Regions from separate parts of the Homo sapiens genome. Here regions 2 and 3 are each linked to region 1. The links are chromatin loops, found by intact Hi-C in ENCODE. Cell type or tissue: OCI-LY7. All regions are shown on one strand.

Region 1 (8,000 bases):
TGGTTCTTAATGTGGATGAAAGAGGCCCAGGCAGTCATTCCTTTGGTATCACCAGTAACACTGGGGGGTGAGCCAAAAGGTTCTTCTGCTTCTAGCCTCCACTCTGGTAAGTTTGGTATGAGCTTTGGAACCGTGGCTTTCATGTTAGGCTTCCTGTGGCTTCACTAGGGCCCACTCTGACTGAGGCCTAGTCCTGTCTGCTTTACCCTTTAAAAAATGGTTATAATTCTGAATTCATAAGATCTAAATGCCATGTTTTACTGAAAACAAAATAGGTTCCATCAGTCAATCGCATTTACCCTTATGTATTTATAAATCAGCAAGCTTGAATCCAATAAGGACATTAGTGTAAATGTTGGGCAAAATTGAGAGCACCCAAGTTAAGTGTGGGAGGGTGGTGGCTGTGTATCTCAGACTAGTGGCTTTGAACTGTGTCTGTGTATAGTTTACCCTGCAGGCTTAATTTTAGCTAGATGAACTACCAGAAATGTTAGCAATCTGTCTTTTCAGATTACTTCTGCTCTTTCTGCTAAAGACAGATTCTAGAAGTATGAAATCTTTACTTTTACATGTTTCTTTGAGCAGAACTGCAACTATTTTATCAGTGAATATTATGTCTTAATATGAATTTTTAAGCTTTTGTGGCAAGAAGTATTTACGTATTTATGAGCACTATATTAATTTTTTCATCGTTTTAGGTATACAGTGAGAGGGAGTGTGTGTGTATGTGTTGGGGGTGGTGGGGTAGAGAGAGGAGGAGAGATAGACAAGATAGGCAATTTTGGCTAGATGTTTCCATCTTATTTCTTATTATTGTACTGAGATTGTTGCTATGGAAAATAGTCATTAGAACTCCTGTACTTGAAAAAACTCAAAGCCTTAACTTAAATATTTGAAACATGACAAAAAAAGTAATACGAGAATATTAGTTAATATTATTTTGTTAAATATTGTAATTTATACTTTATCTTCAGGATGCTTTTCCATTTAAAAAATAATCAGGACAATTTTAACAAATATGTTTATCTCACCCAATCATGATGATTGAGTAATAATTCTCCATTTCACATTCAGTACTGTAGCCAGGAAGTACAGTAATGGATACAGTTGCTACTACATTTACCATCTGACCATATGGTATAACATACATCTGCCAAGGAGAACAAGCATTCCTTTACAATAACAAACAATATAGGCACTGTCTTAAGACAGACATCAGTTACATATCTCTTTCTTTTCATTAATTTATCCCACTGTGACTATGTAGCACATATATGTCAGGCACTCACTTTGACACTGAAAACTCAAAGAATTGTGCAACCAGGTCTCTGACCTTAAGCAGTGCAGTCTGGCAGGGGAGATGGTCATGTTGGCAAATGCTTATCATATGAATGTCATAAGTGTAACAAAAGTATATGTAAGGTGTGGGGAGAAACTTGCCTAACTGCTGGAATCCAAGGATCAGGTCAGGAGACAATCATAGAGAAGATGGTCTTTGAGTTGAGTACTGAGATCTTGGTGGGAAATATAATGTGGTAATCAAGAGAATAGACTAACCAGATAGCCAGACTATCAGGTTTCAAATCCTAGCTCTGCTACTTGCTAGCTAGGGAATCTCTTTTTTTTTTTCTTTGAGGTGGAATCTCATTCTTCTTGCCCAGGCTGGAGTGCAGTGGCGCGATCTCAGCTCACTGCAACCTCTGCCTCCAGGGTTCAAGCGATTCTCCTGCCTCAGCCTCCGGACTAGCTGGGATTGCAGGCATGCGCAACCATGCCCGGTTAATTTTAGTAGAGATGGGATTTCGCCATGTTGGCCAGGCTGGTCTCGAACTCCTGAACTTAAGTTATCTGCCCGCCTTGGCATCCCCAAGTGCTGGGATTACAGGCGTGAGCCACTGCGCCTGGCCTAGCTAGGGAATTTTAGGCATATTATTTAATCTCTCTGTGCTTCCATTTTCCCCTTTGTAGGATGGGCGTAATAGCTGGGCATGCTCATAGGGTAGAAGTGAGGTTATATGAGTTAGTATGTGTCGCAGTGAGGATTACATAAATTAGTATGTGTCATGGGCTCAGTCAGTATTAGCTAGGAGGCCAGGGATAGGAGAATTGGAGAAAGCAAGGAAACATGCAGAGGTATGGCAGTCTTGGTTTGTGAAAACTGAAATATGAGGTGCATTTGGGTGGAGGGTGGTGGAAAATGGCAATGGGAATGGATAGATCAGAGGAGAGAACTTTAATGCCATTCCAGAGGCTCATGCTTATGCAGCTCTTGGAGAATTTTACGGACAAATTCACATTTGCATTATAGAAAGACAACTATGGAGCAGTGGAGAAGGAGTAGAGGCTGGAAGATTAGGTAAGAAGTTACTGATGAGGAGAGATGATAAAGAATTGGCTGGCCAGGCGCGGTGGCTCACGCCTGTGATCCCAGTACTTTGGGAGACCGAGGTGGGGCAGATCATGAGGTCAGGAGTTCGAGACCAGCCTGACAAACATGGTGAAACCCTGTTTCTATTAAAAATGCAAAAAGTAGCTGGGCATGGTGGCACACATCTGTAATCCCAGCTACTCGGTGGGGGCTGAGACAGGAGAATCGCTTGAACCTGGGAGGCGGAGGTTGCAGTGAGCTGAGATTGCGCCATTGTACTCCAGCCTGGGTGACAGAACTAGACTCCATCTCAAAAACAAACAAAAAAATACAACAACAAAAAGAATTGGCTAAGAAATAGAAGGCAGGGTGCAGATTTAAAAGTCATTTAGGAGGGAAAACTGGTGAGATGCGGAGTAAGGGGATGAGGCAGGAAGAGTGGTGGATGATTCTTAGATTTCTAGTTTGGATGATTTGATAAAAGGCAGGAGGAAAAGTGGGTTTGGGGATAAAGTTTTAGATTTGGTGAGCTTGATGGACCTGTGAAATGACCAGAATGAGTGTTTAGGCCTGTCACTTGGGGACTGGAAGTCAAGATTTGAGATTCCTCTTGATATGGGCAGTAGTTGACGTGGGAATGTGAGTGACAGCGTGACACAGGCTGTATACAGAAGGACGTTCAGGAATGGTCAGGAAAGCCTAAATTGAGTACAGCCAGCAAAGGAGAGTGGTCAGAGTAAAGAGGAGATGCAGGAGAAGGTGGAGTCATGGAAAATGAACAGGAAATTCAAGGAGGAAGTGTCCAAACGCAGGCGAGAGGTCAATTAGAATAACTAAGGCCTGTACCTTGGTAGAGCTTAGGAAAACCCACAAACGATTATTTCAATGGAGTAGAACAGATTGGAGTAAGAGATACAGTGAATCCTCCTCATTAACGCCCTAGGTGTTAATACTTTAGGTCAAAAGCTAGGTGAATTCCTGGAGAACCTCCGTGGATGTAGTCCAGTTTCAGGCTTGCTGCATGAGGCAGATCTGGCTTCTCCTTGCAGGACTATTTACCCAGAGCCCAGCAAGGAGCTTGGCACATTCACATGCATTCTTTAAATATTGGGGGAAAGAATGGATGAACGGTTTGTGGCCGCCAGAAACCTGCCTTGGTACAGCGCTGGGCGCTCCCAGTACATGGCTAGCTCCAGGAAGTTAGGAGGCCTTTGGGAGTTACCAAAGAAGTTCTGTTGTTTTGGTAAGAACAAATTCATTAGTTATAGGGTTGATCTGGTCGTTTAATGCCTGTGCTGGTGATGATGGTGATAACGGGTCTACTCAGGTGGGTCCTGTTCTGAAACGTAGGTAAGCTCTTGGTACAGTTTCAGATGTGACTTTCTGAGTGAGTTTGCTTTCTTAGCTGTTTTATTTCCTTCCTGTGTGAAGGTGTCTTATCTCTCCAACTGGATACTACATTTCTGAAGGGCAAGGACCACTTACTCCACAGGAGTCTTCTGTCCTCCTTGCAGCACGAATTTGTCCACTTGATCCTCAGCTCAGAATCCTAGTGCTCCTCAGCCTCAGTTGATTTAACGCCCAGGGCAGGTCACACCTGGACTGTCCGCCCTGCGTGACTAGACCCTCAGTGAAAAAATGTGTAGTTGCTTCCCGAAACTTATCCTGGGCGGGCCGAACTGAGGGGATACTGAGAGCTAGCAGTAGGCAGGCAACCTGGACTCCCGCAGCCCGGCCTTGGGTCTCAGTGCACCCCACCCCATCTCACTATAGGGTTACCCCAACTGTCTCCCAGTAGACAGGTCTGGGGAGAGCCTGGTCCTCACTAATGGAGTGACAGCCACCGCAGGGGGGGGACTAAGGTCTCCCCTGGGATGCCCACGCGAGGGAACTGATGTAGGTCTGATACTGAGATTGGGGGGAAAAAGAAGAAAACACGGGGCAGGGGGAGGTGTTTCCACTATCTTCTCCCTTTTTTTGATACTGATGGGGAGGGGAGGTCTGGGATGGATGAAGCTCCTCAACCATCCGTTTCAGCCGCCCCCAGCTGCTCAACTTATCCGCCGCCGCTCGTGCCCGCTTCCAGCCTGCGTAGACCCGGCCGTGGTCGTCCGGAAGGAACCGCGTAGGAAACGGAGGTGGGGTGTCCCCCGGCGCCCCCACCAGAGACCGCCCGGCGCGGCAGGAGGATGTCGGCGCGCGGAGGGCTTGCGTCGCCCGCCCCTCCCCCGCCGCGCCCCCCGCCCCCGCCCACTCCCCGGGGGACCCCCGCGCCCGGGGGAAGCCCCGCGCGGGGCGCCCTCCGCCTGCCTCCGTCCCTCCGCCTCCCCGAGGTCCGGGGCTGCCTCCTCGGGCCGCGCCGGGCCGCCCCGCACTGCGCATGAGCGGGAGCCGGGCAAGCCCGTGAGAGGAGCCGCCGCCGCCGCCGCCGTCCATTCGCTGCGGAGCCGGAGGAGGAGGGGAGAGGCCTGGAGGACACCAACATGGTGAGGCACTGCGGCCGCCCGCCCGCCCTGCCGGCTGGGGGCCGGCGCTGCCGCGCACCCCCGCCCCGGCCGCCCTCCGTCCCGCGGCGACCCTGCAGCCCCGAGCCTCGGCCCGCGGCCTCCGTCCCGCTCCCAGGCGGGGGCTCTCCTGCCTGCCTCTCCCTTCCTCCTTCGCCCCTTCCCGCCCGGGCGCAGCCGCTACGCGAGAGCCGAGGAGGCGGAGCGGAGCCGGGCCTAGTCGGGAGCCCCGGGGAGTTTGGGGCGCGGGGAGCGGCCCCGGTGCCCCTTGCCGGGGCCCGGCGCGGGTGGGGGAGGCGTTGGGGCGGGGGGAGGGGAGGGGGCAACGGCCTTGCCCCTGCCCCTCTGCCGGCTCCATTGTGTCTGGTCGGGGACTGGGGTCTGGGGTTCCGGGTGAGTAGCCTCCCCCCGCCCCGAAGCCGGGGCTTCCCTCTCCGCCCGGCCGGGGAGAAGGAAAGACTTTCCCGGCGCGCCTCTCCCTCCTCCGCTCCCGGCTCCAATACCCCGCAAGTCTCCCAGGCAGTTTTGCTTGGGGCGGGGTATCAGCCCTTTTCCTTTCTCCATCACCTCTCGAGGCGTCCCATGCTTTTGGAGAAGGAGAGTTTCCCCGGCCAGTTGGTGGAGGTTATATTTACCTCTCTACTGAAAACATGGGAGACTGCTGAGCTTGGGGGAGGGGGTACGGAAGTGCAACCTGTTCTCATTTCATAAAATTAGGGAACACAGACTAGCGAGCGCCCTTTCGAGCACCTATTTTATTTGCTTGGGGGTGGGAGGAGTAATTGCTTTATTATAGTAGTTAAGGGCCATTTGTGATTTTTTTTAAAACAGTTTGTCAAGTTACTCTCCTTTTTTGTTTGGGGGGGGGAAAAAGTCCTCTCCAGGCTTGCAGACCCTTGTGGTCGAGTTGTTTACTTTGGTAATTAAGTACCTGACTCTGCTGGACGCTCTTCGCGTTTCAGAAGCGCTGTTTGGCATTGTACAGTCTGAGCGTGAGTTGAATTCCGTGCAGGTTACTGTATGAATAGTAAAAATGATATTGTTGTCCTTTGCTCGTGGGGAACATAAAGGCCTCTTTGAGGAGGGTGTGTGTGCGCGCCTGTGTTAAGGGAATGCTCCAGTGTCTTTGTTTTTAGTTGGTCTTATTTTTGCTGAATGACACTTCTAGTCCCATCCTCCAGCTTGGCAGTATTTTGTTGTCATGTATGGATATATGGTTTAGTCTGACACATATTTAACACTTATGTTCTGTGGCAAGTTGTGTAGGAATTTACAGTTTGAATTGGTAAGAAAACTTTAAAGTGCAGGTTAATGTATAGATTAGTATTACAGTGTTCAGAGATCCACCAGGCAGTCTAAACAGTTTCTAGTTTCTTAAGTATTTAGATGGTCATAGACATTACTCCTGAAGTTTCCAGACTCTTAGCATTTAGATAAGTATAGTAAGCTCGAAGTAATGACGTTAATTCCCTGGGAAACACTCAGCCACAGCTGAAATGTGTGCTCTTCAGGATGGTCTCCAGATCCGCATCATCCCCTAGACAGTGGGGTCCCGGAAATACTCATCACCTGTTCAGGAATTCAGGCATCAAGTGGTTCGTAGGGAGAGTTCAGCTTGTAAGCTTCTATTCTTTTGGTTAATATTAAAATTAGCTAGTTTTGAAACTTAGCCATAACCCATGTAATTCTACCAGTGGTGACAAGATATTAATTTAAAACATATCCTGTGGCTGAACTCAGTTTATGTCATGAGAATTGTCGTGATATTCTCTGGTTTAGCTAACTCACCGTAGGGGCTGGGCACGGTGGCTCATGCCTGTAATCCCAGCACCCTGGGTCACCGAAGCAGGAGGATTGCTTGAGAGCCTAGGAGTTTGAGACCAGCCTGCGCAACATAGTAGTGAGACTCCATCCCAAGGAAAAAAAATAGCCAAGCATGCTGGTGCTAGCCTGTGGTTGCCCCTACTCCAGAGGATGAGGTGGGAGGATTACTTGAGCTGGGAGGTTGAGGCTGCTGTGAGCCCTGCCACTGCACCACTCCAGCCTGGCTAACAGACCTTGTCTCTTAAAAAAAATAATAAGAAAGGAAAGAGACTCACCACTGGCCCTAATCGAAGTTAGGCAGTAAGAATTTTATAGTTAAGAAGTTGTTTCATTATAAAGTTATCTTACATATATTTGTTTCTTTATGCAGTTTCGGGGCTGTGAGTTTTTTGGTGTCTGTAGCTGCAGCCCATTTCCAGAGCACATGTTATTGTCAGTTCTAGAGCAAACTTAAATGATGGGATATTTGAAATACTTTGTATAAGTAAAAAAGTTCTGTTAACTTCCTCCCTCCCCCCACACACAGACTAAAAACGACTCCAAAATTAGATAATATTCTGTTACTTTGGAACTTGTTTTTTGTTGTTGTTGTTTTTTTTTTTTTGAGATGGAGTTTTTGCTCTGTTGCCCAGGCTGGAGTGCAGTGGTGCAATCTTGGCTCACTGCAACCCGTGCCTCCTGGGTTCAAGCGATTCTCCAGCCTAAGCCTCCCAAGTAGCTGGGATTATAGGTGCCCGCCAACATACCCGGCTGATTTTTGTATTTTTAGTAGAGACGAGGTTTCACTATGTTGACCTGGCTGGTCTCGAACTCTTGACTTCAGGTGATCCACCTGCCTCGGCCGCCCAAGGTGCTAGGATTACAGGCGTGAGCCACCACGCCAGCCTGAAACATATTTTTAAAAAGTGTTCGGCTGAGTGCAGTGGCTCACGCCTGTAATCCCAGCACTTTGGGAGGCCAAGGTGGGCGGATCACAAGGTCAAGAGTTTGAGACCAGCCTGGCCAATACGGTGAAACCCCGTCTCTACTAAAAATACAAAAATTAGCCAGGCGTGGTGGTGGGGGCCTGTAGTCTCAGCTACTCAGGAGGCTGAGGCGGGAGAATCACTGGAACCCAGAGGAGGAGGTTGCAGTGAGCCGAGATCGCGTCATTGCACTCCAGCCTGGGCGAGAGCGAGACTCCGTCTCAAAAAAAAAAAAGTGTTCAAAACGTGTGGGTTGTTTTATTTATAAGATGGCAGGATTGGACTTGATGATTTCTAAAGTTTCATCCAGCATAGACATTTTATGATTCTAATGATTTT
Region 2 (8,000 bases), 63 kb before region 1:
TGGATGAAATAGTCTATAGATGACAGTTGTATCCAGTTGATTGATGGTGTTGTTGAATTCAACTATGTCCTTAGTGATTTTCTGCCTGCTGGATCATCCATATCTATTTAATAACAGATGGGTGTTAAAGTCTCCAACTGTAATAGTGAATTAATCTATTTCTCCTTACAATTCTTTTTTGCTACATATATTTTATGCTCTGTTGTTAGGTACATGCATGTTAAAAATTGTTATGTCTACCCTTTTATCATTGTTTAATGCCCCTCCTTATCCCTGATAACTTTCCCTGCTCTGAAGTTTGCTCTAAAATTAAGATGGCTACTCGCACTTTCTTTGGTGTTAGCATATTCTTTGTCTGTTTTTACTTTAAGTCTATAAGTCTTTAAAGTGGATTTCTTGTAGGTAACATATATTTGTCTTTTGTTTTTTAATCTACTCCAACAATCTCTGTCTTTTAATTGGTATATTTAGACATCAACATTTAAAGTGATTATTAATGTACTTTGATTAATATTTACCATATTTATTATTGTTTTCTATTTATTCCCCTTGTTTGTTCCTATTTTTATCTTTCAGACTTTTTCTGCCTTTCATGGTTTTAATTGAGCATCTTCTATGATCCAATTTCCTCTCCTTTTTTAGCATATCAAGTACAGTCATATGCTGCATAACACCATTTTATTCAATATAACAATGGTTCCATAAGATTAAAATGCAGCTGAAAAATTCCTATCCAGTGACATTGTGGCAACTGTAACATCATAGTACAATGCATTACTTTCTTTAGGTTTAGATATATGTAGATACACAAATACTTACCACTGTGTTACAGTTGCCTACAGTATGCAGTAACATGTTATTATTGTTTCAAATATTACTTCTGTTCCTTCCTTTCTTCTCCTTCTGGTATTCTCGTTCTGCGTAGTTAATACCTTTTGTAGTTGTCTTGCAGTGCTAGGTATTGTTCTGTTTAAGGTTTTTTTTCTCACTGTTTTTCAGAATTGGAAGTTTCTGTTGTCATATCCTCAAGTTCAGAGGTTCTTTCCCTGCCATACCCAACGTACTAATGAGCCCATCAAAGCATGCTTCATTTCTATTAGGGTTATGGTTTTTTTTTTTTCAATTCTAGCATTTCCTTTTTATTCTTTCTTAGAATTTTCACCTCTCTGCTTACATTATCTATCTGTTCTTGCATGTTGTCTACTTTTTTCATTAAAGCCCTTAGCCTGTTAATCACAGTTTAGAATTTCTGTGTCTGATAATTCTAACATTCCTGCCATACCTGATGCTTCTTCAGTCTCTTCAAACTGTGTTTTTTGCCTTTTAGTATGCCTTGTAATTTTTTGTTGAAAGATGGACATGGTGTACTGGGTAAAGAGAATTTTGCTAAACAGGCCTTTGGTAATGTGATAAGGCTGGAGGGGGCATGTTCTCTTGTCCCATGATCAGATCTCAGTCTTGCTGAGCCTGTGCCCCTGGTGTGTGAACTTCACCAGTGCTTCCTGGTATGTTTTTGTTTTGTTTTCCCCCACCCCTTAGGGTGGACAGTATGTCTGGCAAAGGCTGGAGTTGGGTATTTCTCCTCCCCCAGTGAGGTTAGGCTCTGATAAAATCCCAATCGTTTAGGCTCTGATAAAATAGTTTTTCTCAAGGGTAAACCTTGAATGTTTTGGTGTATTTCAAAGTGGTTTCATTTCCCTTCTGAGCTGGAAGCATGGGAGGATTTTTCTCTGATATTCACTGTGAAGACCTGGTAGAGCTCCTGGAGGTAAAACTCACAAAAGTGTGAGGTCCTCCTGTAACTGGGTCGCCTTGGAGTTTTTAACTCTCAGAGTTGTCCACACTGAGCTACCAGGAATTTGTCAATTACAGCTCAGGCTTCTCCTCATGGCATCTCTGTATCTGCCTGTCAGTTGTCTGTCTCTCTGGTTCTGAGGACAAGCAGCTTGCCCTGTGACCTGATTTCTCTGACAAATTTAAAAATTGTTGATTTTCAGCTTGTTCAGCTTTTTACTTGATAGGACAGAGTGGCAGCTTCTAAGCTCCTTAGATGCCGGATCAGATTGATTTTCAAATTGATTTTAAGCTGGGCACAGTGGCTCACACCTGTAATCCCAGCACTCTGGGAGGCTGAGGCAGGTGGATCACTTGAGGTCAGGAGTTCAAGACCAGCCTGGCCAACATGGTGAAACCCCATCTCTACTAAAAATACAAAAAAATTAGCTGGACATAGTGGTGTGCGCCTGTGGTCCCATCTACTCAGGAGGCTGAGGTGGAGGAATTGCTTGAACCCGGGAGGCAGAGGTTGCAGTGAGCCAAGATCACGCCATTGCACCCCAGCCTGGATGACAGAGTGAGATTCCATCTTAAAAAAAAAAAAATTGATTTTAAAATCCACTAATGGGTTGTGACCACACTTTTAAAAACAACTTTACATTGTATTCACTTTAAGCTAAGAGAAAAACACAGAAACACAGAAGACTACAAACTATATGATTTCATTTATATAAAATTCTAGAAAAACTATAGTGACAGAAAGCAGATTGGTGGTTTCCTGGATCCCAGGGTTTAGTGAAGGGACTGATTCCAAATGGGAACAAGGGAACTTTTTGGATGATGGAAATGTTCTGTAGTTTCATTGTGGTTCTGTGATTGTATTCAATTGCTAAATCACATGCCTACACTTCAAATAGTTACAGTTTGTTGTCTAAAATTAAACCTTAATAAAGTTAGGGGAAATTTTTTAGAGCTTAATAGAATGCCAATAGATATTAACATAAGGTTTAGTTGCCAAACAATCTTTCAATGGGTTACCAGCAAAAGGGCTTTAAAAAGAAATTCCTAGGAGCCCACAATCAGGGAAAAAAAAGTTTTCTTTTTCTCCATGGGGTTAGGGTGAGATGGGATGTCATGGTATGAGGCTCCCAGGATCTTGGTGCTCTGAGGCAGTAACATGTGGTCCACCCTTGTTCTCACTGTTACAAGCTGAAACGGATTCATAATTTGGGCTTACCATTTGCTCACAACCCCAAATATACTTTTCCGTTGCCAAATTTCATGCAGCTCTCTATTTTTGACTAAGATTCATATGCTGCTGCAAATGCGAGATGTTTTCTTCATGAAATGCAAAGTGTTACCATTGAATGAAGACAGCGGTAAAACTTGATGTGATGCATCATGGAAGATTTTGGTTTGCTACTGATTATACACTATTGAATATGACCATTGTTTTTTACCTTTTAGGGACTGTGGAGTTTATTATGGACTCAAAACATAATTTCTGTTTCATGGAGATGAATACAAGGCTGCAAGTGGAACATCCTGTTACTGAGATGATCACAGGAACTGACTTGGTGGAGTGGCAGCTTAGAGTGAGAATATTTTTTCTATTAAAAATCAGCCTTGGCTGGGTGCGGTGGCTCAAGCCTGTAGTCCCAGCACTTTGGCAGGCCAAGGCAGGTGGATCACCTGAGGTCAGGAGTTCGAGACCAGCCTGGCCAATGTGGTGAAACCCTGTCTCTACCAAAAATACAAAAATTAGCCGGGCGTGGTGCCGGGTGCCTGTAGTCCCCGGTACTCAGGAGGCTGAGGCAGGAGAATCACTGAGCCTGGGAGGCAGAGGTTGCAGTAAGCCGAGATCGCGCCACTGCATTCCAGCCTGGGTACTCCATCTTAAAAAAAAAAAAAAAAAGATCAGTCTTGATGGGAGGGATGTGAGGGCTGAAAAACTACCTAAATGGTACCGTGTTCACTGTTTGAGTGATGGGTTCATCAGAAGCCCAAATCCCAGCATTATGCAAAATACCCATGTAGCAAACATTCACGTGTACCACCTGAATCTATAATTCAACAACAACGACAACAACAACAACAACAAAACAGTCTTGAGAATAGGTTACTACCTTCTGGCCTCCTAAAACAGGTGTCATTTTGGACGGGGTTCAGTTCTTGGTGGTTATGAGGACAGGAAGATGGGAGGTTAAAAGTGAAGCCACATTTGATGCTGTAGCTTTTTTTGGCACTTTAGGGACTCAGATTCACTTCCCCCTAGGCCCGGGCAGCCAGCAGGTGAGATTGTGTCACAGGGGCTTGCTCACAACCACATCACCTCAAGGTCAAAGCCTCATGGTCTACCTAAGGCCACAGCATTCTGGGCCAGGCCATCATTCGGTTTCAGATCAGGGCAGATACTAGGCAAGATGAAATGAGCTAAGGCAGAGTTGGGAATGAAGAGCCAAGGAGATGGTCTAGAATGATCCAAGTAAAGTGCGGATTTATGGCTGTTGCGGGCCCATGAGTAAATGTTCATTCAGAGTAAATGTTTGGAAACTTTTAAAGCATTTTGGCATTGCTATGACATGCCTACTGTATTTTTCAAACATGTAAGTTTATAACTGTTCTTTTACTATGGATAGTTTGAGAAGCACTGGTGTAAACCAGAATTCCACAAAACATACTTCTCAAATATTAATAATAGCTTAGTCTGTTTTTGTTCTCATAAGAACAATAGATTTTACTTTAGCCTTCTTTTTCCTAACATGAAAAAAATCTGTTAAGTAATATAGACGGTCCTGATATATGTAGGATTCGTGGTTCCTTGTATATCCTGCATCTAAATTGTTTTTTCCTGGTGTGACGCCAAAATCTTGATTATTTTGGTAATTTTATCTTTTCAGAACTTCTGTAGATAATAATATGATACTCCTTTTGTTGGTTCCTTGGGGGTGATTGGTGGTTCTAATTGAGCCAAAAGGTTCTTCTAGGGCTCTATATCCTAGGGTGTTAACGAAAACCAGGCACAGCAAGCTGGTAAGTTTTAGTGAGTGTCAAGAAAAACTGTAGTGGCTTTGGAAACTTCTGGAAGGAGTGTTTATATTTCCAGAATTCAAGGAAAAGGAGGATAATTTTTCTGAAGCAGTAAATCAAGAGAGTTTCGACCTTGGAAATCATAAGAGAAAAAAAGGTTTCTAAGGATTAAGGAAGGAGAAAGCTTTTGGGTATTAAGGAAACCAGCAGACATCTATTTCTTGTAAGAGCTTGTCAAGGCTCTTCAGAAAGAGAAGCCAGCTTTTATCATCTGGGGAGGGACACTAGAACTTAGGGAAGCTGCTGGACCTGGTTTATAGAGTTCAAGGCATTTGGCATCTGGCCTTCAAACAGAGGTAAAACAAAGGGGCTCACCATTTGGTGAGTCAAGAGTCTAAGCTCGAGGACCTGCCTGTGCAGTCAAGCCTTCCTAGAACAAGGGTTGAATGATGACTGATGTAAGTGTCCTGGGTTCAGGCTGCAGATACAGATAGTTAACAGTGTTCAGGGAAAGCTGGTGAAAATGTCAAGGTTAGGGGTTCCGGAGAGCCAGTGTCAGCCTGAGAGAACTCAAATGGCACATATCTCCAAAGACCCAGAGGCATGATTGGGGCCTGTCTTTTCTGGGCTCAAGTGGAAGCCAAGCTTGGAGGAAAATGGACAGGCAAAGACAAGTCAAGGTGAACACAAGAGACAGAGTTTTGCTCTTTTTGCCCAGGCTGGAGTGCAATGGCGTGATAGCTCACTGCAACCTCTACCTCCCGGCTTCAAGCAATTCTCCTGCCTCAGCCTCCCGTGTAGCTGGGATTACAGGCGTGTGCCACCATGCCCGGCTAATTTTTGTGTTTTTAGTAGAGACAGGGTTTCACCATGTTGGCCAGGCTGGTCTTGAATTCCTGACCTCAGGTGATCCGCCTGCCTCGGCCTCCCAAATTGCTGGGATTACAGGCATGAGCCACCACACCTGACCCAGAATTATTTATTAAAACGTTAAAAAACTGGTTCCAAGTCTATTGTGAACAGTGCTGCAATAAACATACACATGCATGCGTCTTTATAGTAGAGTGATTTGTAATCCTTTGGGTATATACCCAGTAATGGGATTGCTGGGTCAAATGGTATTTCTGGTTCTAGATCCTAAGGATGGAATGATAATAGGTAACATAGTGCTGACTGTATGCCAGACACTTTTCTCTGAAGCATGGAAAGCTTAAGAAACTTGTCTAGATGACAAAGTAAGTATAGAGACAAAATTTGAACCTAGGCAATCTGTCTGCAGAGCCTGAGGTGTTTTCAAAATATACTGCCATAAAGGTATTTAACTTAGTTCCGTTTCCTTTCATTCTTAACTGCTGTGCATCCTGATCTTTCATATTTACAGATTCAGAAAAATGAAACTTTTGCTTCTGTTTTATACTTACCGGTTTAGTTCAATGTCATGCTAAGTTACTTAGAGTCTAGATTTTCCTGTATCTATATTGCTTTCTCAGGTTGTCATTTTCTCATCTTGGAAAAAAACTTAAGAGTAAAGAGAGAAAGTGCAATGTGTCCTCCAATAGCCATTTCCAATTTATACTAGTTAATTGAAGAGAGTGATTTGTTGTATTGGTACATAATAACTAAAATAGTAATAATTATAGTAACAACAAACAATAGTGATCACCCTGTTTGTAATCTGGTATCATGCAGTACATATCAACATAACAAAATTGAAAAACCATCATTTTCCCCTTTCTGTTTTGCTTTATCACCCACTTACTGGTGAAGATTACAGCGTAGGATGACAATGTCAGCTACACTTTTTGCTTGGCTGTGAATCTAGTCCTAAACACTAATAATATACTATTTTTTAAAAAAAATTGATTTGGGAATTAAGTGCTAATGTTTTAAATGAAAACTGAGAGTGTGTTGCTAGTAAGAAGTTTTGGTTTTGATTATATTGAACAAACACTGATTTTTATATTTGTAAGTTAGCCATCACTTTGCCTGCTTTTGCCATTTAAAAACTCCGATACCCCAAATGATAGACTGTTGCCAAGCTGCATCTGTTTTTTAATTTTTTGTTTTGCCCAATACTCAAATGAGTAGACAAAATAATAGTTTTTATTTGGCTGCATTGCAAAACCTAAATGTACATTTTACCTAGAAAAAAAGCAAGACCATTGATTTACTAAGTCTGGTAGCCGCTATACGGTAGATTTCATAAGAAACACTATTCTATTGCCAGATTGCAGCAGGAGAGAAGATTCCTTTGAGCCAGGAAGAAATAACTCTGCAGGGCCATGCCTTCGAAGCTAGAATATATGCAGAAGATCCTAGCAATAACTTCATGCCTGTGGCAGGCCCATTAGTGCACCTCTCTACTCCTCGAGCAGACCCTTCCACCAGGATTGAAACTGGAGTACGGCAAGGTAAAGTGAAAGAAAATGAAAAGTCTCACTCTTTTTAAGTTTTTAGTACATTATTGTTTTTGGACACATTCTTATCCCTGAGTCTTACAGAACTGTCTAGCATATTTTAAAATAAAGAATTTAAGTGATTTCTCAGTAACCATTACTTTTTGCCTCTGGAATTGTTATTTTTAAAGAATAACAAGTATTTTTCAACAACGGACTCCTTTTTTTTGAAATTCAGCAGTACTTGGTCAAACCTAACCAGGAAATATTTTGTGTGTACTGTTCTTGACCTTGCCTCATTCCAAAAATGATTTAAGATGACTGATATCTGCTATGCACAAGGCAGACTGCCTTCAAAGGACATAAAGTCAAGTTGGAGAATTAACACATAAACTTAGTATAAGCTAAACAATAAAAAAATTAAAGTAAAGAAACAGTGGAAGAGCTATCACAGTTCAGCATATGATTAATAACAGTGGTCATAACTAGTGATTATTTAGGACTTCCTACTTACAGGCACTGCTCTAGGTGATTTTTCTACTTGTGTTCCTTTCACCATGAGAAGTACCCTGTAAGTAGGCATTATTATCATCCCTGTTTTCTAGATGAGGAAACTGGAGCACAGAAGAGTTAAGTGACTTGTCCAAGGTCATCCTTGGAGCCAAGATTCAGACCCAGGCAGTCTTGCTCCAGAGTCAGTGCTCTGAGCCTCCACGGTCTCCTGTCATCTTAATTTCAATTGCTGGAATAAGTTATACAGTGATGGGATATAGCAATTCTCAGGGGTAAGAGGTCACA
Region 3 (8,000 bases), 270 kb after region 1:
GACCTTGTGGCTAACTCGCTGGAGAAATTGCAGTTGAAGTTGAAGGGCTACTCTTAACCTTCACATTTATCTTGCCCTGTTGATATCCACAGCACTAGGCATGGTATGTTCTTTGGAACACATGCCCAGTGAGTCCCAAAGTCACAAGGTTATTTGATTTATTTTATTAGCATGAGCTTGCTTATTGGCCCATTTTTAAATGCAATGTATTATGTACAGTTCAATGTACTATGGACAGGACTGCTTAAGTTAATTTGAACTAAATGTATAAAAATGTTAATGGTTAAACACTTTTTCCTTTTGAAAACAATTTTTAAAAATTTTAATTGTGGTAAAAACATACAATTTAGCATTGAAACCATTTTAAAATGTGTAGTTCAGTAGCATTAAGTATATTCACATGGCTGTGCCACAGATCTCCAACGATTAAGCACTTTTAAAACAATACAGTTCTAGGGGAGATATTACTATTTTTGTTAGGAAAGAATAAAATGTCTCAAATATTGTGAATTTAGACAACTGGAAAATATTGGTAGAGAACTTGGGAGGCTGAAATTGGGAAAGAGAAAATGTGGGAAGCTAGAAATAGGCAATTTGGGAGGTGGAAATTTTGGGGAGAGGCTATGGTTATCTCCGAGTTGTAGTATTGATGATTTTTTGTTAGTATTTTAAATTTGATGGCTTTCCTATACTGTACATGGGTTACTTTTTGTTTACCAGGAAGCACAGCTTCCTGGCAGGTGTCAAACAATCTACCCCAGCAATAGTTCAACAGTAGGATATTTTTAGGCATATTTTTGTAAGAGAACTTTTCTGTTCTTACCCAAGATGAAACAGTTTCAGAAGTTTGGGCACAAAAGGTTCGAGGAAGCTGCTGACAACTGAGGCTTCTCAGGGTTATTCAGTTAGTTCAGAAGATCTTGCTTGTATTCCTAGGTTTTCTGACTAGCTGGAGCACTTTGTCCAAGGCATTGAGCAACAAATTAAAACATCCTTTGGTGCCACCTTATGCTAAGTGGGAGAAACTGCAGCTATTTAAACTGATTTCACAATTAGACTCAGTAGCTTTAATCTCCAGGAATTAGAGAGATAAGGAACCTATTTCCCTCCCTCCCTCCCTCCCTTCCTCCCTCCCTCTCTTCCTTCCTTCCTTCCTTGCTTCCATTTTTCTCTCTCTCTGTTAATAATTTCAACTTTTATTTTAGATTCAGGGGTACAAGTGTAGGTTTGTTACATGGGTATATTGTGTGATGATGCTGAGGTTTGGGGTATGGATGATTGCATCACCAGGTAGTGAGCACAGTACATAGAATGAGGTAGTTTTTCAGCCTACACTCCCCTCTCTCCCGCCTCCCTCTTGTAGTACCCAGTGTCTGTGGTTGCCGTCTTTATGTTCATGTGTACTCAATGTTTAGCTACCACTTATTAGTGAGAACATGCGGTATTTTTTTTTATTTCTGTGTTAATTCACTTAGGATAATGGCCTTTAGCTGCATCCACATTGCTACAAAAAACAGAATTTGTTCATTTTTATGGCTGCAGAGTGTGCCATGGAGCACATGTACCACATTTTCTTTATCTAGTCCACCATTAATGGGCACCTAGATTGCTTCTGTCTTTGCTATTGTGAATAGTGCTGCAACGAACATACAAGTGCATGTGTCTTTTTTTGTAGAACAATTTATTTTCCTTTAGATATATACCCTGTAATGGGATTTGGGATTGCTGGGTGGAATGGTAGTTCTGTTTTAAATTCTTTGAGAAACCTCCAAACTGCTTTCTACAGTGGCTGAACTAATTTACATTCTCGCCAACAGTGCATAAGTGTTCCCTTTTCTCTGCAGCCTTTCCAGCATCTGTTATTTTTTTTACTTTTTAATAATAACCCTTCTGGCTGGTGTGAGATGGTATCTTATTGTGGTTTTGATTTGCTTCTCTGATGATTAGCGATGTGGGGCATTTTTTTCATATGTTTGTTGGCTGCTCGCATATCTTTTGAGAAGTATCTGTTCATGTCCTTTGCCCATTTTTTAATGGGGTTGTTTTTTGCTTGCTGATTTAAGTTCCTTATGGATTGTGGATATTAGACCTTTGTCAGATACATAGTTTGTGAAGATTTTCTCCCATTCTGTAGGTTGTCTGTTTTCTTTGTTGAAAGTTTATTTTGCTGTGCAGAAGCTCTTTAGTTTAATTAGGCCCCACTTACCAATTTTTGTTTTTGTTGCAATTGCTTTTGGGGATTTAGCCATAAATCAATGCTGATGTCAAGAAGTGTAGTTCCTAGGTTTTCTTCTAGGATTTTTATAGTTTGAGGTCTTACATTTAAATCTTTAATCGATCTTGATTTAATTTTTGTATATGGTAAAATGGATCTAGTTTCATTATTCTGCAGATGGCTGGCTAGCTATTCTAGTGCCATTATTGAATAGGGAGCTCTTTCCCCATTGCTTAACTTTGTTGACTTTTTATTTTTTATTTTTTTCATTTTTTAATTTTTTAGACGGAGTCTTACTCTGCCGCCAGGCTGGAGTGCAGTGGTGCTATCTTGGCTCACTGCAACCTCCGCCGCCCTGGTCCAAGTGATTCCCCTGCCTCAGCCTCCCAAGTAGCTGGGACTACAAGCGCGTGCCACCATGCCTGGCTAATGTTTTGTATTTTAGTAGAGACAAGGTTTCACCATGTTGGCCAGGATGGTCTCGATTTCCTGACCTCATGATCCACCCGCCTCGGCCTTCCAAAGTGCTGGGATTACAGGTGTGAGCCACTGCGCCCGGCCTTTATTTTTGTTGACTTTTTGAAGTTCAGCTGGCTGTAGGATAGTGGCTTTATTTCTGGGTTCTCTACTCTGTTCCATTGGTCCATGTGTCTGTTTTTGTACCAATACCATGTTGCTTTGGAGGAACGTATTTTTCTAACTATAGATGTTAGTTTCTTTCAGTTTTAAAAATGTATTATTATGTGATGTGATACTTGTATTGTTTGATACTAGGATTCATGATTCAGTTAAATATTGTTTTGGACAAATACCTGTGTGAAATTTATAAACATTGGTATCATGTCCTAAGACTCATTTGGGATGATACACATAAAAGGACTTTGTATATGACATGATTGCCAGGGGAGGACAAAGGAGGAAGTCATGGCTAAATCAAAGGAGGAAAAGTGCTTCCTAACAATGGCATGATCAGTCATTAACAGCAATGACAGTCAACACTTAAATGTGCTTACTATGCACCAGGCCCTGATCTAAGCAATTCTAATGCATTAGCTCAGCGGTCCCCAACCTTTTTGGCACCAGGAACCAGTTTCGTGGAAGGCAATTTTTCACAGAAACTGTGTGTTGGGGAGATGGTTTTGGGACCACACTGTTTCACTTCAGATCAGCAGGCATTAGTTAGATTCTCATAAGGAGCATACAACCTAGATCCCTCGCATGCGCAGTTCACAGTGGGGTTCACACTCCTATGAGAATCTAATGCCACTGCTGAGCTGACAGGAGGCAGAGCTCAGGCAGTAATGCTCGCTTACCGCTCACCGGGGTTGGAGACCCCTGCCTTAGCTCACTTAATCCTCTTCACAACTTTATCGGGTAGGTACAATCACTGTCTCTATTTTAAAGACCAGGAAATGGAGGCACAGAGAGATTTAGTAACTTGTTCAAGGTCACACTATTATGTAAGTAGCCAAGCCAGGATTTGAACTTTGAGCCTATGCCTTTTGGCTGCAGAGTCCATAGTTATTAGGCAGTGCTGTCTCCAGTATTGAGATAGTAGAAGTAATAGTTTTCATTTATTGAGCAATTACTGTGAGGCGGAAGGGCCTCACAATGCTTCATCTTACTTAATCCTCATGTTAACCTTGTAAGGGAGGTACTGATAATCTCATTTTAGAGATCAGGAACCTAGGCTTACGGAAGTTAAGTAACTTGTCCAAAGTCACACAGCTGTTAACTGAGTCTAGATCTGTCTGATATCAGAACCCAGGTTCTTCACCACACAATTAGTTTCTTAGAGCTTATCTAATCACATGTGAAGAGAAGAAAAAAAAGTTACTCCAAGTAAAATGGTGTTTTGAACAGGTGAGTTACACCTTCACATTCACTCACTTTACAAAATGAATCCTGGTTATGTTTTAGTGGGATTTGTTCTATAATGCAATACACGTTTCTTGCCCTTCCAGGAAAACAACTTAACATTTTCTTGATCTTGATCTGGACCTCTGGACACTTTTTTTTCAGGCAGGGTCTTGCTCTGTTGCCCAGGCTGGATTGCGGTGGTGCAATCATGACTCACTGCAGCCTCGACCTCCCATGCTCAAGCATTGATCTTGATCTTTAAGGGAAATCATTGTATACTTCAGCTATCATACAGTGCTGCAATGCCTTCACTGAAAATCGTAGTGCTGTTTGCCCAGAGACAAAATTGCTGTATTTTTTGAGATACTGCATCTGTATTTTCAAATTTTTACTCTGGCCTCTAGAGGGCAGACTATTATTTCTGGTTGTTTCCTATGGTAGCCCGTCTCTCACCTCTAACATCAAGATGTAGTGTACAACTCAGGGAAAAAAGAACTAAGATAAAAGAGAACTGAGATAAATGTGAATAACCTGAGATAAAAGAGATACTTTAAAATGTAAAACTTGTTAAATATATTTGAATTCTTTGGATACGTTTTTGTTTGCCGCCTTTCTTATATCTACATGCTGGATAGCTGAAATGTCTAGACAGCTGGATTCTGAGGAGATGAAGTGTTGCTATACATGGGAATAAAAACGGTTACTTTGACTTCATGGCCCATCTTAGTATATGTGATATTTAGCATCTGTTCACACAAAATTGAGAAATGGGAAACCATTTTCTTAAAAAAATTTATTAAATACAAAAATAGAGGCAAGGTCTTGCCATGTTGCCCAGGCTGGTCTCAAACTCCTGGGCTCAAACAATCCTTTCACTTCTGCCTCCCAAAGTGCTGGGATTACAAGGACACCATTTTCTTTCTTTTTTTTTTTTTTTTTTGAGACGGAGTCTCGCTCTGTCGCCCAGGCTGGAGTGCAATGGTGCGATCTCGGCTCACTGCAACCTCCGCCTCCCAGATTCAAGTGATTCTCCTGCCTCAGCCTCCCGAGTAGCTGGGATTACAGTCGCCCACCCGGCTAATTTTTGTATTTTTAGTAGAGATGGGGTTTCACTATGTTAGTCAGGCTGGTCTCGAACTCCTGACCTCAGGTGATCCACCTGCCTTGGCCTTCCAAATTCCTGGGATTACAGGCATGAACCACTGTGTCCGGCCCACCATTTTCTCCAGAGTTTTTAACGTGAGCATCGGCCTTTCTATTTATGCCAGAATTGCTTTCTCCCACTTTATTTTTCAAGGGCGGTCAAAAACTGCTCTATGAAGTTTTGCACCAGTCTATGAATGTGTTTGGTTTCTGCACTAGTAAGTTTGACTATGTGTTCAGCTACTATTCAGGGGTTACCTATCTGCTACCTGTAACTTTTATCCCTGGTGCCAGGGCCTGATCATTTTCTATTCTGAGAACATGTCAGGTGACACAGGTGATCTCAATCGAAGCATTGGGTGGCAGAGGGTAACGACGTGCCCACTGGGGATGAAGGAGGGAGAAATCAGAACAGGTGATCTAGGTTGAAATCAGGGCCTTGATTGTTTCAGGAGAGTGGCTGCTTCCTAGAACCACCTGGGGCTGGGCAGCAGCACGTTGCTCAAGTCTTTTGCTGTAGGTGTGGCTGTGTCAAAGAAGGAGTCAGAGTCTCGGGAGGCCAGACTTGCCATAGTAGGGCTTGAGTCCTGTACACCCATGGCTGCTAATTTCCCAGCCTGGAATATGAATAGGAGTCCTCACTGTCTTCCTCCAAATCGAATGAAATACCTCATGTTTCTCTGCAGTCACCACTCTAGGTATATGATTTAGGATTTTTTTTTTCTTTTGTGGTTATGTGACTGTAGCTAATTCAGAAGGGAAAAGAAATGTATTGGAGTGTGTTCGATTAGAATCAGAGAAAAGATCTGTAGGCTATTTTCCACAAAGCTACCAGAGCAACTTAATACAAACACAAGTCTTTCAAATCTTTCCACACTAAGGACTTTTCATTAAACCTAGAATAAAACCCTACCAGTCCCTATGCAGTCTGGCTTTGGCCACCCTGACCTCATCTCTGCTACCCTCCTTTCTCTCAGTCTGCTCCAGGCACTCTGACTGTCCTGCCTCAGGGCCTTGGGATTTGTTTCACCTGCCTAAGAAGCTCTTTGCCAGGACGTTGTGTAGTTCACCCTCTCAATCTATTTAGACAAGTTTACTTGTTTAACATCTCTTTCTTCAGCCAGAATGTCAACTCCTTGAGGCCTGGACTTTACTGCAGAATCTCTAGAGCATAGAATAGGGTCAGGCAGATAGTAGGCTCTCAGTAAGTACTGGTAGAGGAGTAACCAAGCTATAGGTAGCTCCAGGAACTTCAGGGGCAGGAACTGAGAGGGTAAGTTTTCTCAGGCATTGCAACTAAAGAGCTGAATGAAATGTATTAAACTTTTTTCTAAAATACATCAAAGACTAAACAACACAGTGAACAATGACTGGACTGAGATCTAGCAGAGGGTGGGAGGTCAGGATGTGAATATACCACTGGATCACTTTTGCTGTTGATTCGGAAAAGGCAGCTGTGAGGCAGACCTGAGGTCTCCCTGAGCTAGGGGTGCTAGATTTGAATCCAGGGTGTGCAAAGTGCACATGTCCTGATAGATAACACCCCGCTCCTACCTTTTCGACTGGGAACATAGCAATAAAATTACACCGGCAGTAAAGCAGAGCGTGTATGGTTTACACCTTTCTGATCATATGGGTGGCCTGGAAAATCCCAAGCAAGGTGATGCTGACTGCTAGTGCCTCTAGGTGCCTGAATGGAGCAGATAAAAATAACACCTGGAACATTATAATGCTACTGTTGCCATTCAATTAGTTCTACAAATAATTTTTCAATTCATTAGGCATCAGAAATTAAGGATCTATTTCTTAAGTTCTAGGGTAATCGCTAAAGGAAAAAATCTAAAAAGAGTATATGTCTTTCAAACTAACAGGGAAAATAGCACAATAAAAACAAAACAAAATAAATAAACCCCCAAGCAATCACTATGCAAGAATGCAAGAGAAGAGAGAAAGGAAAAGGAACACAGAGCTGTTATACAAACAGAGAGCATACAGTAAGATGATAAATATAGCTCTAAGACAACAGTAATTACATTAATTATAAATGGATTAAATGCTCCAGTTAAAGAACTGTATGTATGACTATATATACACATATATAATTTTTCAAGCAATCTTTTATATTTATCCACAAATATAGATATATCCAAATCTATATCCATAAAGGATAAACATGATAATGATACAGAAAGATAGAAAGTGAAATGCTTACCCCTCCTTCCTCCCCAGTTTGTTTTACAACTGGAGCAGCTACAGTAATATCACACAAAATAGAATTTAGGGAAAAAGCATTACTAGAATTAAAGGGCTTTGCTTCATAATGATAAAAGGTTAAGCTCTGCAGGAAGATATGGCAATTCTAAATTTGCGTGCTTTTAATGGCCATATCAACATATAGAGAGCAAAACCAGGCAGAACTGCAAGAAGAAATAAGTTCACCATAAAGATTTCAATACATGTTTTCACTCATTGAGAAAACAATCATGAGGTATAGAAATGATATGAGCAATATGCTTAACATATTTGACCAAACATACAACAACTACTATGTATTGCATATTCTTTTCAAAAAGTCATGCAGAATATATACAATTATTGACAATGCACAGCAGCTGTAAAGAAGGTTTTTAATAAACGTGAGAGTACTGAAATCATATAGAATATGTTCTCTAGTACAATGTATTAGAGAAATCAGTAATAAAAAAGATTAATTAAAAAAATTCCCATTTGCTTAGAGTTTAGTCAGTATGCTTCTAAGTAACCCACGACTCTAAGAAGAAAT

The links. Peaks named below come from ENCODE experiments on the same cell type or tissue, not always from the same donor. Only the 100,000 strongest peaks of a DNase experiment are listed, where the experiment ranks them.
Region 2: a loop joins it to region 1, with 2.0 times the contacts of the local background. A loop is called at or near these places in 2 of 110 quality-filtered maps.
Region 3: it touches region 1 in a loop (2.4-fold over the local background); 2 of 110 quality-filtered maps call a loop at or near these places.

Annotation. Positions count from the first base shown.
Region 1 is chr3:182,977,341-182,985,340 of GRCh38, reverse strand. It overlaps DCUN1D1 (defective in cullin neddylation 1 domain containing 1), which reads left to right and starts at 4,803. Exons shown (of 7, transcript NM_020640.4): 1 at 4,803-4,854. The coding sequence starts at 4,852. It overlaps LOC105374246 (a long non-coding RNA gene), which reads right to left and starts at 4,534. Exons shown (of 2, transcript XR_924771.2): 1 at 3,854-4,534. RefSeq lists silencers at 4,515-4,954, 5,015-5,134. In OCI-LY7, no CTCF peak of the experiment used is centred here; DNase peaks (open chromatin) are centred at 4,750 and 5,550; H3K4me3 peaks cover 3,221 bases; H3K27ac peaks cover 1,096 bases.
Region 2 is chr3:183,040,784-183,048,783 of GRCh38, reverse strand. It overlaps MCCC1 (methylcrotonyl-CoA carboxylase subunit 1), which reads left to right. Exons shown (of 19, transcript NM_020166.5): 10 at 3,244-3,371; 11 at 7,034-7,217. Among named protein-coding and RNA genes, the nearest start is that of MCCC1, 55 kb to the left of the region's middle. In OCI-LY7, no CTCF peak of the experiment used is centred here; DNase peaks (open chromatin) are centred at 1,723, 3,333 and 4,043; H3K4me3 peaks cover 3,155 bases; H3K27ac peaks cover 5,678 bases.
Region 3 is chr3:182,707,242-182,715,241 of GRCh38, reverse strand. No RefSeq gene overlaps it. Among named protein-coding and RNA genes, the nearest start is that of LINC02031, 67 kb to the right of the region's middle. RefSeq lists cis regulatory regions at 1-64, 842-1,107. In OCI-LY7, CTCF peaks have their summits at 782, 983, 4,274 and 4,477 (motif pointing right); DNase peaks (open chromatin) are centred at 871, 1,321 and 4,481; H3K4me3 peaks cover 1,277 bases; H3K27ac peaks cover 2,275 bases.